2 separate regions of the Homo sapiens genome follow, and region 2 is linked to region 1. The links are chromatin loops, found by intact Hi-C in ENCODE. Cell type or tissue: heart right ventricle. All regions are shown on one strand. Each heading gives the region's core, and the rest is flanking DNA. Links, peaks and the distances in the headings are about the cores only. Region 1 has its middle 150 kb from the start of CAAP1. Region 2 overlaps CAAP1 (caspase activity and apoptosis inhibitor 1).

Evidence for each region. Peaks named below come from ENCODE experiments on the same cell type or tissue, not always from the same donor. Only the 100,000 strongest peaks of a DNase experiment are listed, where the experiment ranks them.
Region 2: a loop joins it to region 1, with 2.6 times the contacts of the local background. A loop is called at or near these places in 39 of 110 quality-filtered maps.

Annotation. Positions count from the first base shown.
Region 1 is chr9:26,740,903-26,750,376 of GRCh38, forward strand. No RefSeq gene overlaps it. Among named protein-coding and RNA genes, the nearest start is that of CAAP1, 150 kb to the right of the region's middle. RefSeq lists enhancers at 1,873-2,438, 5,544-6,223, 5,798-6,997 and a silencer at 5,981-6,070. In heart right ventricle, for the core only: a CTCF peak has its summit at 3,668 (motif pointing right); no DNase peak of the experiment used is centred there.
Region 2 is chr9:26,857,973-26,867,446 of GRCh38, forward strand. CAAP1 (caspase activity and apoptosis inhibitor 1) reads right to left here. Exons shown (of 6, transcript NM_024828.4): 5 at 3,094-3,167. Among named protein-coding and RNA genes, the nearest start is that of CAAP1, 30 kb to the right of the region's middle. In heart right ventricle, for the core only: a CTCF peak has its summit at 5,318; no DNase peak of the experiment used is centred there.

The sequences.
Region 1 (9,474 bases), core at 501-8,500:
AGAAAAAGACACATACATGTGTATGTTTACTGCAGCACTTTTCACAATAGCAAGGGCACGGAATCAACCTAGATGCCCATCAATGGTGGATAGAATAAAGAAAATATGGTACATATGCATCATGGAATACTATGCCGCTATAAAAAAGGAACAAAATCATGTCTTTCACAGCAACATGGATGTAGTTGGAGGCCATTGTCCTAAGTGAAATAATGCAGGAACAGAAAACCAAATACCACATATTCTCACTTATAAGTGGGAGCTAAACATTTGAGTACGCATGAATACAAACAGGGGAACAATAGACACTGGAACCTACTTGAGTGTAGAGGATGGGAAGAGGATGAAGATCAAAAAGCTCCCTGCTGGGTCCCTAGGCTCACTACCTGGGTGATGAAAACAATTATACCAAACCTCAGCCACATGCAGTTTACCCATGTAACAAACCTGCACATATACCCTCCAACCTAAAATAAAAGTTGGAAGAAAAATAAAGAATATTTATTTTACTTAAATTATACCATCTTGAAAAGGAATCATCACTATGGTGAGAGCTAGAAAAAATAAAGAACAAAGTCTCTGCTCTGTCAAGTTACCCCAGAGGAAAAATTACAGGTGATCTGCGGTTTCATCAAGCATGTGTCTATAAGTGTGTGTCTGTGCATGCTTCCAACCATGCCCCGGGTCCTGTGCTTAAAAGCCACCACTCTGTCATCTTCCTCCAGCCACAGAGCTTTGCCTGGGGTGAGAAGTTTGTGTGGCAATAGGACATGTCAACCCAGAACCCTTATTCTCCTCTACTAACCAACCTCTGTGTTCCAGGGACCCTAAAATCCTTTCCCCATATTGCCTTCAAATTGCTTCTAGGCCCCGTATGATTTTCTTTCCCAGGTCTGTCCTCCAGAGTACAAACTACACCACCAGAGTACACAGCCCTAGTCCTGAGATGGAGAGACAGAGGATAATTATTTGTGTAGCCTAAATATATAGCCCACACAACATCTGGGCCTCTATTTGTATCCTTGTCCTGTATCTCACAAATATTTGGGAAGGACTGCCAGACCAGAGAAATGGACAAGAGAAGAGGGGAAATTTTCTTCTCCCATAGCTCATAGTCACTTTTTTTCTGTTTATAAGTCTTCAAAGAATAACATAAATTCCTTAAATGTCCCCATCAAATGAGTGATTTCCCAAAGGTGAAAATGATCATTTGCTGGCACATTTCAGTATTTCCTTAGTAAACATTAAATTACCCACAGAACACAGTGACAGGTCTTGAGGAACCACACTGAAGAGCTCCCAGACCCCTTTTGTAGCCATATATTCCATTGCATTCGATTCCAGGACCATGGTGTGCTGGTCATGTCAGCAGCTGCTTAGGCAATAAACAGTCATTTTAGCCATATCATCTCTGTGTCACTGATGTCCAGGGAAATAAGGTAATGAAACCACTACTCTGAAATCATGTTTCCTGGAAGTTCATTTCAATGGGTACATTTTGGAGTAATTTTGAAAGGAAACTTGGAGATGGGAAAGTTTTCAAATCAGATATATTTAGAGTTGAAATTTAGCTCTGAGATGTGAGAACCTTCCTCATGTACACAAACCCCTGGGAACCTCAGGCTCCTCACCTGTAAGAAAACACAACCTATTTTATCAGGCTATTATATGGGTCAATAATAAAATATGTAGCCTATGTACAAGAGTCTCTGGCACTTACCAGAGGCACAATAAATGTTCATTCTCACATTTCCCTTTTTTCTCCACTGAGGCTGTCTTTGTTATCTGGATTCTCTACCTTTGACAAACTGACTTTAATTAATACTGCAACTAGTATTTGGTTCCTGAATATTTCTGTCCTCTGACCTATTTTGGATTCCATTACTTTTTTTTAATTCCCTCTCTGCGCTTCATATCCCCTTTCCCACAAACAGTCAGCAAAGCAAAGGAGGAAGAATAAAGAATGGGAGGAAGGGTCACTCCCCTTCTTCGCTGCCACTTCCAAACTGCCCTTGAGAGTTCCTGACGAACTCTCAGATCAACACCACTGTCCACCCACCCTGAATTCAGTTCATGCTTGCAAATTCACATATAACAGGAGCTCTGTAAATGTTATTATTCATGAGCCAAGAAAATTTGCATAACAATTACAGCTACCAGGAGACATGTGACTGCAACATGCACCATTTGCAAATCTTTGCAATGGAGAATCACTTTTGCAGTTGATGGAAAGAAGGTGGGGGAGTTGGTCATTTACCATAATGACTTTTTCATGATAAGCAGCCAGCATCTATGATTATTTTCAAAGGCAGTGAATAGGTTCAAAGTCCTACATTATTGGGCTTTAATTAGGAGTCTAGTTTGCATACATTTTAAATGTTAATCACTGTTCAGTGAGCCAGTGAACTCAGATAGGTCACCCACAACCTACTCTTTCCAGAAAAAAAAAATACCTTCTTTTTCTTCTTGTTGAGATGTAAAGTACTGTGGGGCAGTGGCACAAGATCCTGTTTCTCAAAAGAAAATGGCAAAGGACAGACAGTTCAGAATGATTACTCAAAATTTTGAGATTTGCAAAATTTGCTACATTTAGCTGAATTCTTATAACAACCCTCCCTACTCCAAAAATGTGGCAGAATACATATTGCCAATAAATTTCATGCATGTTGAAGACTATTTGGGAGCCTCTGTACATATTCTGAAGCACAGTGGCAAATACAGAAGCAGAGTGGAATATTTTCAGCCTAAAATTTAGTCTGAACTTGAGCAGGTCATTTCAATAGGGAACGTTAACCTGGTCCATTGTCCAATTTTGCCACCTGGCAAAATGAGAAAACCAAAGACTAATGCAACAACTGTATTTTGTTGAGTAAAATTGCCCATTATTATAAAACTGTGTCCTTCCTACTTTACTGATATTAAAGTGTCCTTTATTTTATAAAATAGGTTCTTAGTAGATGGTAGCCACAATGTATTGTTTATTTTTAAATAAGTCCTTGCTTAATAAAATTGAAAAGTTGGTGAAATTTAATCCTTGCTTAGTAAAATTGAAAAATCCCTGATAGATGGGTAAAATTCCTAAATTTGGAAAATACTGAAATTAGTACATCTCTAGTCCTGCTGTTCATCAGGCAAGAAGTCATGCTGCACAGGTCTGCTAAAAACCAGCACCCTGGCTTTGACCTTGCTGTTTTATGAGCTTTCATTTCTGTCCAAGACAGTGTTTAAAAGTCAGTATTTCTCCATTTCCTGACTCTCCTTTTGATGAGAAAGGACAAACACTTGGAAAAGAAAAAAAAAAATCATGCAAGGTGCTTGAAGACAGAAATTATTTCCTCAAAGTGTTTTAATCATGCTGTTGAAAACCACTTCCTCCATTGGCCTAATCACATAAATCATAGTAAAAGGTTAAAGACAAAGTTCAATTGTACCAAATTGCCTGTGATGGTTTCTCAGAAATGGATTACTTTCAATTAAAAGGTGAAGTCATTCTGCTACCCATTGGTATGCCTAGGTGGACTCTGGATTGTAACTTTATATTTCCTATCCAGATAATGTGCATAGATGTTTGGAGGGCAACAAGTTTAATTTCTATCAACATTTGACTCAAACCTAAATGCTGAATGCAACTTTCATGAAGTGTAATTACATATTATTAGCACCAGGGGGCAGTAGCCAGATTCTGTAAAAGGAAAATGATGCTAATACGATATTCAGTTATTTTCTCCTTGATAAACTATTAATACCACCTGAAACAGACTTCCTTTTTATTATTCAGAGTTTGTAGATACTAAGCATTGTGAATAGAGAAATTCATCAGAAATATGATTCATGTATTTTATAAATATATTACATTAGCAGATGTATTGCAGTGATTCTTAAATTCTAACTTCAGAACAGTGATGAAATAGAAAGACAAATAGAAATTCCAGCCTTGGGAGTCAGGAGACCAAAGACCTATTTTTCCTATGGTGCAGCAGCCTAGATGAGTTTCCTGATTCCCCCGAGCCTCACTCTCTTCATCTCTAAAATCATTTTTCTTTTTATTTCAAAAAATTTAGTTAAGGGATCTAATTGGCTTTTATTAGTGATTCATGAATTGGCCAGCATCTCATCTAAAGATTTATAAAAGACACTCCATTGGGCATGGCAGAACATTCAGTTTTCATAAGGTACCTTGAACAGGAACAAGGAAATAGCATAATACAAAAGAAAAAAACAGATTGGTTAACATCAGGTCACTTCAGGTTACCTTCTTTATAAGAATTAAAGCAGAGGGGACTTCCTTATCATACTGGCTAAAACTGGCCTGTTTGAGTGTTGCGGCTGTCATCTCTCTCTCTTGATTTCTCAGAAGGTTGAATGACGAATTCAATTTGGTAACATGGAACCTTAGCATGAGTGACCCCATTTTGGTTTGGTCTGTTCTATTAGGGCCTAATGTCAGAACTTACTTCAAAACAATGGCCTCTCATAAATTTTATTTAACCAAAGTATGTGTTCGGCCTGAAACACACAGTTCTGTTTATTAAGCATTTACTTTATGCCAAGTATTACGCAAAGTATATCACAAATATCATCTTATTTAATCCCTACAATAATGCTATGAAATGAATAGTGTTATTAGCCCCACAAGACTCAGGAAATTGATTCTTAGAGGGGTTAAGTGGGACAGAACTAGGAAATGGGAGGTCAGATTCGAACCCAAGTTTGGCTAACTCTAAGCCTACTACATATGACACTATACTGCTCGTCTTGCTAAAAGTTTCTTTCCTTTCCCAAGAACAAGTACTTAATTTGAACTAATCTGGTTAATACAAAATGGTAAAAGACCTACGCACACACAAACACCTCAGTATCCTCATCCCGCTTTTGGTGACATGGTCATCAACAGACAATGCTTTGCCTTGGTTGTCTAAGTCAGGAATAACCTAGTGAAAGGAATTTTGGAACAAGTAAATAGGAAGATGAAATGCCACAAAAAAGAAGGGAGTTCTCTCTGGGTGGGCAAGGCCTTACAGAAACAAATAAAATCATTATCAGCCAACACTTATCAAAGGCTGATTTCATACATGTCTCCTCAACTAAGAAGCCTGAGATGTAGTTCTTGACATATAATGTGGCTAAAAGGAATGGAAGGGAAATAGAAAAATGCTTATCACACTGTGAGGCAACTTCGTAGTCTACTACGTAGTTCTTCTCAATAACCTCACCAAAATATAGATCTTTATACTATTTTACAGAAAGAAACAGGCTTAAAGAGCTGGGATCCAAAATAAGATTTTTTGTGTGTCTGCATCCAAACTCTACTCTTCCTGTTTCCAGGCCTCCATTATCATAGGACTGGAAGGAATTTGAGAGAGTCACTCAATATCCTTTCTTTACATTTAAGTGACTTGTTCAAGGTCATACCATCCACAGAAGAAGTGGACCTAGAACCCATGTTTCCAGTCTCATCTGGGCCCCTTTACATGATATCACTCTATTCTTCTCAAAACAAAATACAGCTTAGCTGCTTCAGGTAAACAAAGCTATTCCTTCACCAAAGCACATCTACAGATTCTGTGAGTTCATGGTTTCGTCTTTCTGGTTTTACTTCTATTTTTATATTCCTCATTGGTTAATTGGTTTCCCTTCTCAGTGGCATTGCAATTTGCATCTCAACTCCTTACAATCATAAAAGGAAAATTAGCTACCATTTATTAAGCATCAACTAAATGTCATACGTTTACATGTATTTTCTCTTATCCTAACAACAACCCTGCCCTAAAGATATTAATTGCTCCATTTTACAGGTGAGGATATAGTCTCAGAGATGTTAAATAAGTTTCCCAAGATCACACACAGTTAGGCATACTCACAACTATCCTAGCTTTCTTTCCACTAAGCCCTATGGCCTATGACTCAGCTCTTTGAGTAAGCATGTTGACCATCCGCATTCTTCCGGTCTGTGAAAGGATCACCTATTTCAGGGAAAGGAAATGTAAATCAGTTTACTCAAATAAGAAGAAAACACATCAGGTTAAGAAAGGAAAGGAGTTAAGCATTTTCTCACTCTGACCCTTAGGCTGTATTCACAGTAGACCCTGGTTTCACTTTTCATGGTTTTAGTTATCTATAGACAACCACCACCTGAAAATAGGTGAGTACAGTACAATAAGATGATTTGAGAGAGAGAGAGACCACATTCACATAACTTTTTTTTTTTGAGACACAGAGTCTTGCTCTATCCCCCAGGTTGGAATGCAGTGGCACAATCTCGACTTGCTGCAACCTTTACCTCTGGGGTTCAAGTGATTCTCGTGCCTCAGCCTCCCAAGTAGCTGGGATTACAGGCATGCACCATCACACCTGGCTAATTTTTGGTTTTTTTTTAGTAGAGATGGAGTTCCGCCATGTTGGCCAGGCTGGTCTCAAACTCCTGACCTCAGGTGATCTGCCCGCCTCAGCCTCCCAAAGTGCTGGGATTACAGGCATGAGCCACCACACCCAGCCCCACATAACTTTTATTACAGTATATTATTATAACTGTTCAATTTTATTGTTGTTGTTAATCTCTTACTGTGCTACATTTATAAACCTTATCATAGGTATGTATACATTATAGGAAAAAAAATTATGTATAGGATTTGGTACTACCTGAGGTTTCAGGCATCCACTGGGGGTCTTGGAATGTATCCCCTATGGTTAAGGGAGAATGACTACAAACCAACGAACTGCTACTTAGCAAGAGGAAGGCATCAGGGCAGTAGCTCCTCTGGGAATAGTAAAGGTAAGTTATCAAAATATGTTTCTAATATCTCCTCATTGTATCTCAATTGAAAAATGAGAATTGTGTTTACAAAAACTTTCAGTTAATGACTGATGCGTCACAGTTCTGTGATTTTAGACAATGATTTCTTTCATTCTGTGTGGCTTTGAGCAATAAGCTTCCTCATCTGTGTTGCGTTTCAAATAGCGTACTATTCCACCTAATTTATTACATTTTTATTACAAATCAAGACAGGGAGTTAAAAATAAATCAATCCATCTATCTGACTTAGATTAGTTGTATAAATTCAAAATCTGAGTATGTTTCCTGTAGCTTATTTTCACACCTGACCTTGCTGCGGGAGTTTCTGATATGGTTTGGCTATGTCCCCATCAAAATCTCATCTTGAATTATGGTTCCCATAATCTCCACTGTCACGGAAGGGACCTGGTGGGAGGTAATTTAATCATGGGGGGAGTTACCCTCACGCTGTTCTCGTGATGGTGAGTAAGTTCTCACGAGATCTGATGGTTTTACAATGGGCTTTTCCCCCTTTGCTCAGCACTTCTTTCTCCTGCTGCCCTGTGAAGAAGGACGTGTTTGCATCCCCTTCCACCATGATTGTGAGTTTCCTGAGGCCTTCCCAGCCATGTGGAACTGTGAGTCAATTAAACCACTTTCCTTTATTAATTACCCAGTCCCAGTTATTTCTTCACAGCAGTGTGAGAACGGACTAGCACAGTTTCCTTCCCTGGTTTGCAAAGTCTCGGTCTCCTCCATGGTCAAGTATCTGGTAACTCACCAGACTCTGAGTTTCCTTTCCACATCAGAATCTTGACTTGTTTTCTCAAGATACATGTGCTCGTTAATTTCAGGTGTCAAAGTGACTGGATTTAGGGATGTCCAGTAGCTGGTGAAGCACTGTTTCTGTGTTTGTGTGTAAGGGTGTTTCCATGGGTCAGTGAACTGGGAGAGGAAAATCCCCTCAATGCTGGCACAACAACCAGACAGCAGGGGGCCAGGCCGGCACAAATAGGCAGAAGAAGGGGGACTCACTCTGTTTTCTCTCTCCTTTCCAGAGCAGGATATTTTTTCTCTTCCTGCCTTTGGACATCAGACTCCCAGGTCCTTTGGCTTTTGGACTCTGGGACTTGTCCCAGCAACATTCCAGGGGGTCCTTGAGCCTACATTGTTGGCTTTTCTCATTCTGAGGCTTTGGACTTGGACTGGGCCACGCTACCAGCTTCTCTGGTTCTCCGGCCTGCAGTTGTCCTAACCTGGGACTTCTCCACCTCTGTGACCATGTGAGCCAATTCTTCTTACTAAATCCTCTCCCATCCAACCTCCTCATTCTGTCTCTCTGGAAAACCCTGATGAATACAGTGTGTTTCTTTGTCCCCATTTCAGAGAAAAGTGCATAAAGCAGAGTTTCTTTAATTTCCCCCCAAGCTGTCTCACACAATAGGCAATCAATATTCATTAAATACCTACTATGGGTGAACCACCACATTAGGAATTGTAAATGATATTAAGATGCAAAAGAACTTTGCCCTCAAGGGGTTTAGAATCTACCAGTCCATCCTACTAGATAACCTGATTTCTAGCTGACTTTTAATTCTCCTACAAAGATATGAAAGTAACCACATTTTCTAAAAAAGAGATTCTTCCTTTTACAAAAAGATTCACTGCACATTTCCTAAAAGTACACTAGCATATTTAAAATATGAATTAATGTGCATACAACATTTAGGGGAACATATTTATTACTTTAACAGTACTAGAAACAGTTTGGTCATTGTTTTTCTCTGTTTTACAACAGTAGGAATTAATTTTTTATGACATAAGTATTTGAATGTTATTTGTTTTTAGGTTAAAATGGGGCCTTGAAATCAGGCTATTTATTTGTTGTGAACTTCTGTTAAATGGCATCAGATATGATCATCTACTTTTCCTTTCCTCATGGCCTCTCTTTAATATGCTTTTAGAATACTTGTTAAAATGTTTGTTTGTCTTATAGAATATCAATTTAATGTGGCCATATCTATATAAGCTGTAAAAACTACGAAACTATTATCACCATCAATATGATATGAAACAAATATGAGATCTAATTATGCTTTACTGTAGTCATACATCACTTAATAACATTCATGAGTTACCGGTTACATAATTAAATGCCAGAGGTGTTATCAAAGATAAATTTTAAGGTCTAATTAACTGATAATAATTATGGCTCAATGTTAAGTGTATATGATAATTAGCAAGACATTAGCAGAGAAAGTTTGCTAATCTCAAAATTATGACGCTATTTCTGACCTGTTGCAGCATGGATGGACTTCTGTCCGAAGAAATGGCTTCAGATTCTGAGTGGACTCAGAAAGAAAAGATGTGGTTTATGTGCAGCAGGAATAAAATAATAGTTATAGCTCCCGGAATCTTTTTTAAATTTTTTAAAATTGTGGCAAAATACATGTGACATAGAATTTACCACCTGTACATTTTTAAGAGTACAGTTCTGTGGCATTAAGTACCTTCCTATTGTTGTGCAGCCAATCTCCAGAACTTTTTCATCATGCAAAATGTAAACTCTATCTAGATTCATTAAACAGCAACTCCAAATTCCCTTCCCCCTGCCCTGGCAACCGCCATTCTATTTTCTCTTTCTATGGGTTTAACTACTTTAGCTACCTTATACAAGTGGAATCCTGTGGTATTTGTCCTTT
Region 2 (9,474 bases), core at 705-8,704, 120 kb after region 1:
AATTTAAATAACTTATATACCATTAATAGGTCACATGATATGATTTATTTTATTCTGAAAGAGCAAAAAGAAAATTCAATGCTGCTTTATATTTTGGTCTACTGAACAAAAGGTTACTTTCGTACTAAATAAGCTTCAGTGAATTGTCTCAATTGGTCAAGCCATTAAAATGACAATGCATTCACAAGGAGCTTATATTCTGCTTTTATTGAGCTCACTGTGAACAAAAATAGCTAGTTATGCAAGAAAAGTTAGAGATATTAGATTTTGCAGGTTATGCACATTACAAATAGACAATATTAGTGCACTTAGAAAACAGGGAATAATCTTTATTGAGCCTATCAGGATTTCTATTTCTTGATATACCTCAGCTTGTTTGGTAACTTCAAGCAAGTTACTATCTAGTCAGATTTCAGCTATATTAATATTTATCTGGAAGATGTTTTCCATAAATAAATATTCTAAGTAACTTATCCATTATGCAATAAAACATTTTATATTTTAATCATTTAGTAGATATTCTTCTAAAAGACTTTAATTCCCTGCTTTTTAAAAAAAGGTTAAAACTGGCTGGGTGCGGTGGCTCACGCCTGTAATCCCAGCACTTTGGGAGGCTAAGGCAGGCAGATCACGAGGTCAGGAGATCAAGACCATCCTGGTTAACACGGTGAAACCCCGTCTCTACTAAAAAATACAAAAAATTAGCCGGGCGTGGTGGGGAGCGCCTGTAGTCCCAGCTACTTGGGAGGCTGAGGCAGGGGAATGGTGTGAACCTGGGAGGTGGAGCTTGCAGTGAGCTGATATTGCACCACTGCACTCCAGCCTGGGCGACAGAGGGAGGCTCCATCTCAAAAAAAAAAAAAAAAGAAAAAGAAATTAGCTAGGAATGGTGGCAGGTGCCTGTAGTCCCAGCTACTCAGGAGGCTGAGGCAGGAGAATGGTGTGAACCTGGGAGGCGGAGCTGGCAGTGAGCCGATATTGCGCCATGCACTCCAGCCTGGGCAATAGAGCGAGAGACTGTCTCAAAAAAAAAAAAAAAAAAAAGGTTAAAACTTAATTTAACTATTTGCTAATCATTTAGTCACAACATGAGCATGAACTGTATTGTACAATGGTACTGCTACACTTTGATCTTATGTCTTCTCAACTCTGCTTGATGCCATCAGTGTGTTCCTAATGTCTCATACCTCCTTGAGAACCTGAGTGTGGTTACAGGCTCCTAAGCATAAAAGGCCTGGACTTTTGACATCTGGCTCATTGGAGGTCTTCTTCTCTCCCTCTCTGCACCTTCATGACTGGTTTTTCACATGACTGAAGTTCTCATAAAGAAATCACAGTACAACAGCCTGTTGACACTAGGAAGGGAGTTCTAAACAATTCTGAGTGTGTGAACATGGGAACAGAAAAACATCTTCTCTTACAAGGTAACATTGGCTAATTTGTGGTCTCCATTCCTTTTTCCTAGGAACTGGAAATCAACCTGCCCATTCTAGCTTTTCTTATCCTTTATAGAACATTCTCTTCTCCTCAGATGATGTAATAGCATATCCTCCATACTGCCTGTTCATTTGATACAAAGAGCAGAAACAAAGAAGAAACAGTAGCAGTGTAGTCTAATTATACATGAGGTGTAATCTAATTATACATGAGGTGTAAGGTAATATGATTATGATTATATTATATAAAAATAATATGTGTTTAGCATGTATTTATATGTGACAAATAAATGTCAATTAAACTATGAATCTGAGTTTATGGCGGTGCTCAGAAGAAGTCAGAGTACAAAGACGTAATTTTGTCTGGCTTTATATGAGGTTATCACAACAGGACTTTTGAAAAGCAATGGGAATTTTTGAAACAATCAGAAATATTCATAAATCCTACAGTAAATAAATCAGAATTACAGAAAATCTAGATTTTGCTCTCTCTACATATAAATTGAACAAATCACTAAATTCGCTGTCTAACCTTTTTTTCCACTTTTTAAATTAAGCAGTAATAAAAGACCAGTTTTTAAACAAATTCTGCCTAAATAATGACTTGTTTCTCTCTACCAAATAAGTTCATATGACTCATATTTAAGAGAAACTATTCTAAGCCATCAAAGATTAGGTGATTACATGATAGATAACTTAATCTTCTTGGATGCAACAAATTTTTACTGTTCTGAATTAATTTTATCAGAAACAAATGTGAGCTGGCATTTGAGTAACTAATAAAAACTTATTTTACTTTCAATTCTTCCTACTAAAGATAAAAAGAAGTAAAAAAGGCATTTAAAAGATTAGCCCTACAAATGTACTTGGCTTGAATAAATTAAAATTACCACTTTATTTCTGCTAGCTGGTAATGTCAAAAACTACTGATTTAAAGAAAGCAATAAATGATGAAGAAAGTAAGTAAACAAGGACAAAATACCTCAGGGGGAAAAAAGTTATGCTATAAAACTTACTGGTTTTTTCCCACATACAACCCAAAGCTACCCAGTTAACATATCTCCAATGTCTTGCAGCTGATGATATATAAATTACTAAAATAGGCCGGGCGTGGTGGCTCACCCCTGTAATCCCAGCACTTTGGGTGGCCGAGGCGGGTGGATCACAAGGTCAGGAGATCTAGACCATCCTGGCTAACACGGTGAAACCCTGTCTCTACTAAAAATACAAAACATTAGCTGGGCGTGGAGGTTGGCACCTATAGTCTCAGCTACTTGGGAGGCTGAGGCAGGAGAATGGCGTGAACCGGGAGGCTGAGCTTGCAGTGAGCCAAGATCGCGCCACTGCACTCCAGCCTGGGCGACAGGGCAAGACTCTGTCTCAAAATAAATAAATAAATAAATTTAATTTAATAAATTACTGAAATAAAACTATTCAAGATGATAATTCTGGTGGCTTCTGTAACTAACTAAACATCATAAAATATAATCATTTCAGTAGCTAAAAGAATCATGAAGTGACTGATTTTTGACCAAATAAATTGCTCTCTTCCTCTATCTGTAAAATGGGGTGAGTTAGACACTGAAAATTTATTTTTGGTAAAATGCTTCTATTCTTCAGGTAAATTTTATACAATAATCAAGTACTTGGTTCATACCTTGTTTTAATTCCAAACCTTCAGGTTGCTTATTCTCTCTCACGGATGAAGCAGAATCTATACAGATGTCTTGCCTGGGAAATGAAAATAAGATCAACCTTTAAAACTATATTTAATCACATAATATTTACTACCCAGGTTCCCAGAATTAAGTTAGGCACTAGGGAAGACAGGCTACATTCTTCTAAGCTCCCAGGGTATCATTCAGTGTACTCTGGAAGCTCAGAAACAAGTATTCAAGTGTCAGAAGCAGCAGCTACAAACTACTAGCAATTTAAGCAGTATACTTCTTTGTAAAATCAAGGGGCAAACCTGAAAGGAACATGGAAGTAATTTTTTCTCCCTTACAATACTCTGCAGGGTAGCTGATAGGAGAAATCACAACTCACAGCAGTATCCAATAATTTTTCAAGTTCAACTGTTAAATTTAATGAGCATTTTGGCACTCAAATTACTTTATATTCATTTAATTTCATACCTCAAATGCTTTAATGTCTACAGTATGTGGAAAATACATATTTTATATGTAATATACATATGTAATCAAAGTAAAAGGATTAAATGTAAGATCATGCAAAAAACTTTCAATTCACTATGTTCTGGAATACAGCTGCAAAATAATGTGCTTTCTTAGCATTATACCATCTTAATATTAATATACTTTTCAGCAAAAAGGTCAAGAAATTATAAATGTTCAAATGAGCTATGTGACAATTTTCTTCAAAATAGGTATCTCTGTTGCCTTCTGAGAATTCTTATACATATCCTAAAGCTAACATACTAGAAATATTTAGGAAATCTTCCTACTCAGAAAGTTGTGTCTGTTCATTAACAGTAACAAATCTGTCAAATAACCGAAGGATTAAAAAAGACTTGTGATCATTTCTTTGAGAAGTTTACAATATTCTTTCCAGTCAGCACCTCTGGCACTTAAATGTGTTTTGTATTAAAACTGCACTAATACAAGCCCAAACTCAGAGAATACAAAATTATTTGGCTTTGCTGTTAATTATGACATCAGAAATTTATAATTGAGATCTCAGTGTTTTATACTTCTGTCCAAAGTCACCTACTCAGATTTTATTCGTTCACCAGAATGACTGGCAGGTCCCAAGGAGGATATCAACAATTCTCCTTGGCAATCCAGGGAAAGATTAAATGCCAGTATACTACATTAAGAGCTTTGCAAGGTTTAAAGTTAAAATGTGCTACCTCAAACCTTCCAGTCAAATTAGATTTTACCTACTGGGAGCATTAGTCTTAAGTATCTTCCTTTAGAGAAAACGTTTGCTTTCACACATCCTAGAATTGCATTTAATTATTCTTCTAAACATACACATCTAAATTTACAAAAAAAAAAAGACTTCAAAATATAATGTAACATCACCAATAAGAGGAGGATGGATATATGTAATACTCTAAGGAAGACACAACATCATTTATATAATATTCTAGCTGAGAATATATAACCTGTATTATGAAGAATCACCAGACAAACTCAAAATGGAAATGAGTAATGTTCTGTTAAGGAAAGTTGAATGTCATTGTTATAAAATACAAAGGCTGTGGATCTACTCCAGGTTAAAGGGTTGCTAAAGAGCCAAGACAATTAAATGTTATAACTGACCTGAGACTGCTGAACTGGTAGGGAAAACGTTATGAAGGACATTACTGAGTCAAAAGACAAACTGAAATACTGATGGGGAACTGGATAAAAGTATTTTATCAATGTTAAATTTACTCAAGTTGATACTCTGTTATGGTTACATAATAGAGTATCTCTATCTCTTGGAAAAACACAATGTAACATATAGTGAAAAGTGTCATGGTGTATATAACTTAGCCTCAAATGTTTCATTAAAAAAAACATGTATGTAAGAAGGAAGTATGCAAATGGGATAGAAGGTCAATAATAAGTAAATCTTGATAAAGGGTATATGGATGTTTCTTGTACTATTCTTATTCTTGCAACATTGTAATAAGTCTGAAAGTATTTCCAAATGTTTTAATAATAATGCAATGTAACTGCCTTCCCTATGAAAGCCTCTTAGAGCCCCTTTAAATAAAAATTGGACCCCTCTATAAGGACTATCTTCTCTCATAAACAATTTAGTTTAGTGCCCAAAGTGAACTTCTACAACATTCTATTTTAAGTTGGGTTCTATTAGGCTGTTGAAGTCGCCAAACAGAATTTCAGACAGTAAGTATTTTACACCACCCTGTGGCAGAAAAGTGAAGTTAGATGCTGTCAGTATTACCTGAAGTAAATGGGGAAAAAAAATCCCAGAAAGTCTTCAATAGTTTGAAAATTTAAAATCTATACTAGCTAATTTTTACAAGATGTACTTTATGACTAAAATATAAAGTTCTCTAATACAATTTAAAGATCTCCAATAAATGGCATAAAAGGCAAGATATTTACAAAAAGGAAATATCTTAAATTGTAAGAAAATTATGTGTACAGGTCTTTTTATTTCTAGTTTTATGAAAATAAAAATTTTGTCCACTCTCAGGTGGTAAGACATACTAAGTGCCAGAATCAGGATATATATTTAAATGACATTCAAATATTTCTATCAAACACTTTAAGGAAGAATTTTATAAACAACTGTAAAGAGAGGAATGGGGAGAGGGTGGGAACACACTGCCAAAGCCAGTTTGGGTTAAGAATTTTGCAATTATCTTTGTGCTCCCTTCCGTTTAAATTAAAAAAAAAAAAAAAAAAAAAAGCCTGTTTTTCTTTTTTGAGACAGGTTGTTGTCCCGTCTTCCAGGAGGCTGGAGTGCAGTGATCACAGCTCATTGTAGCCTCGACTTCCTGTGCTCAAGTAATCTTCCTACCTCAGCCTCCCAAGTAGCTAGGGCTACAGATGTACACCATCATGCCCGGCTAATTTTTTTAAGTAAAGGTGGTATTTTGCCCTGTTGCCCAAGTTGTTCTTGAACTCCTTGGCCTCCCAAAGTGCTGAGATTACAGGTATGAGCCACCTCACCCAGCTCTGTTTTTATATTTCTAACTCACTTCTCCTATCTCCAACACTCCTTTAAAGCAGCTTAATTTACAAGCTTGGCATTGAATCACAAGAGAGCCCTATACTTATGACTGAGATTTAAGTTCTGAAACCAACATCAGTCCAACTTACTTTATTTTACCTCCACAAGCTATCCACTGTCCATCCTTTCTTATAGTTCAATGATTTTTTTAAAATCAGAGTAATACACTGGGGAGATCTGTGGAACTTAATAAAGAACCACATATATGAACCCCTAAAAGTTAAAAATATATTTCTAAATATGGGGGGTGGGGGTAAATTTCTTGTCCAAATGTAAAATAATGGCAAATAAATCAACTCACATCTCTATTGTGTCCCTCATCAAGCCCCTTCCTCAGACAGCAAAATTTAATCCTACACCTGCTGAAGGAAACTTATCTCTGTTTCCTCTGCTCAAATAATATAAATCAAACGATCAGTTACCACACCCCGGTGCTTTTTCTGACCTGTGATTCTCTAAGGCTTCATTGTATATAAACTGTCCCCCACCCTGCGACTCCAAGATTTTGTGAATAGGCATTTTCCTAAATAGGGGGCTCTGTTTTATTTTAAAGTGACTAAAGGGAATCACAGAGGTGAGTATAGTATCTCTTCTTTGCTCTATCCCCATATTACTGTTTTAATGTCCTTTCCAACTTCAAAAATCAGCGTTAGATCACTTTGTATGGACATTTAAAGGTGCAAACATGCAGGTTTCAAAATGTGGAATGCTATCTACCATTTTAGGTCACAATATTGCCAGTGATTAGTAATACTTTCTGTAAAGATTTTCTGAAAAACTGTTATTTTGAATAAACTTATTATGTTATGCAGAACATTCTACATATTATATAACCTAATAGCAATTTACAAAGGATATGAGAACATTAAGTGGTGTCCAGATAACCAATTTATGATCCTTTACCAACCCAAAAGCACAGTCTGCTCTTTATATGTGTCTAAGAGAATTGAATTTATAGAAAATAATGTCAATATAACAGATTGATCTCAACTGTGAGAAAAATCCTTTTATACATTCAAATATATATGTTTTCTCCTAAATGATTTTTGTAATAAATGAAAAAAATAGACACATACCAATGAATTTTTTAAGCAAAAGTAAAGATTAAAAATCACAAGAAATTTGGCGAGGGGCAGTGGCTCATGCCTGTAATCCCAGCACTTTGGGAGGCCAAGGTAGGCAGATCACCTGAGGTCAGAGTTTGAGACCAGCCTGACCAACATGGAGAAACCCCATCTCTACTAAAAATACAAAATTAGCCAGGTGTGGTGGCACACGCCTGTAATCCCAGCTACTCGGGAGAATTGAGGCAGTAGAATCACTGGAACCCGGGAGGTGGAGGTTGTGGTGAGCCAAGATCATGCCATTGCACTCCAGCCTGGGCAACAAGAGAGAAACTATGTCTCAAAAAAAAAAAAAATTATTGGTTTCTTTAGGTTTGTGTAGCATAAAAGGAATGGAGGGGGAAATCCCCAATACTCATCAGTATAAAGTAGAATTTTAGGAACAGTCACTGTTACAGATTCCAAGTAAAAATTCCAAAACAAATTTTGTAACATTTTTTTCCAATGCTTACCATATGGCAAGTACTAATTCTAAAGACTTTAAATCATTTTCTCATTTAATCATCATAACAATCCTATGAGGTAGGATTCTATTTTCCAGATGAGAAAAACTGAGGCCTAGGAAGGTTTCGTAGTAGTAACTAAAGACAGTAAATAACTTTATTTATTTATTATTTATTTTGAGATGGAGGCTTGCTCTGTTGCCCAAGCTGGAGTGTAGTGGCACGATCTCAGCTCATTGCAACCTCCACCTCCCAGGTTCCAGGGATTCTCCTGCCTCAGCCACCCGAGTAGCTGGGATTACAGACACATACCACTATACCCGGTTAATTTTTGTATTTTCAGTAGAGACGGGGTTTCACCATGTTGGCCAGGCTAGTCTCAAACTCCTGACCTCAAGTGATCTGCCCACCTTGGCCTCCCAAAGTGCTGGGATTACAAGCGTGAGCCACCACACACATGGCCAGTAAATAACTTTAAATGGACACTAATAAAATGTTTAAATGTCTAATAAGAGACTGTTTATGTTCTGGTATACCAAAAAATGGTATAGTAAATAGGCATAAGTATATGTACTGGGTAGGACAAAGTCAAAGAAAAAGACATTATTATATGGAAGAAATAAATGGGAAAAGGTACAGAATAGTTTGCACAATATGCTACCATTTGTGTGAGAAGAAAATATGTACATATATATGTAAATGTATAGAATATCTGTGGGAGGAGACACAAGAACTGGTTTACTGTGGTTGCCTATAGGAAGAAAGAATAAGGAATGGCAAAAGGACAGACTTACTCTCACTATATCCTTTTAAAATCTTTGTATTATGTGTATGTGTTTATAATTCAAATAAGTAAGTTGTTAAAAAACAGACAATACATGAAGACAAACACTCTGGTATAACATTTCTGAATAAGAGCATACACAAGAAAAGGTTAACAGTGGTTACCTTTGAAGCTTGGGACCTTAACATGGATTCTTGGACCATCTCCACCTCTTTACTGCCAGGTATACGGATTGAATTCAGGAGATTTGTGAATTTGCCTAGTGTATTTGTTTCCTATGAATTTTGTAATAAACTACCACAGCTTGGTGACTGAAAAACAATAAAAATCTATTATCTCTCAATTCTGGAGGCCAGAAGCCCAAAATCACTACAAATTACCCAAAATCAATATACTGGCAGGGCCACAATCCCTCCAGATGCTCTACAGCAGGGGTCCCCAACGCCTGGGCCACAGATCGGTACCAATCTGTGGCCTGTTAGGAACTGAGCCGCACAGTAGGAGGTGAGCGGTGGTGGGCAAGCAAGCATTACGGCCTGAGCTCCACCCCACATTAGATTCTCATAGGAATGTGAACCCTATTGTGAACTGCACATGCAAGGGATCTCGGTTGCATGCTCCTTATGAGAATCTAATGCCTGATAATCTGAGGTGGAACAGTTTCAGCCTGGTATCATCCTCCCCACATATTCCCTGATGGAAAAATCTTCTTCCATGAAACCAGTTCCTGGTGCCAAAAAGCTTGGGGATCGCTGCTCTATAGAAGACACTGTTTCACAAGCCTTAAGGCCCTTTCTTCTATCTCCAAAGCCAACATCTCTGACTCTGCTTCCTTATGCTTCTATCATATAGTCTTCTCAAAGACCGTCAAATCTCCTCCTGTTTCCCTCATATAAGGACACTGGATATAAAGATACATGCAAGTGATTGCATTTAGAGCCCACAAAAACAATACAGGAAAATCTTCCCAACTCACC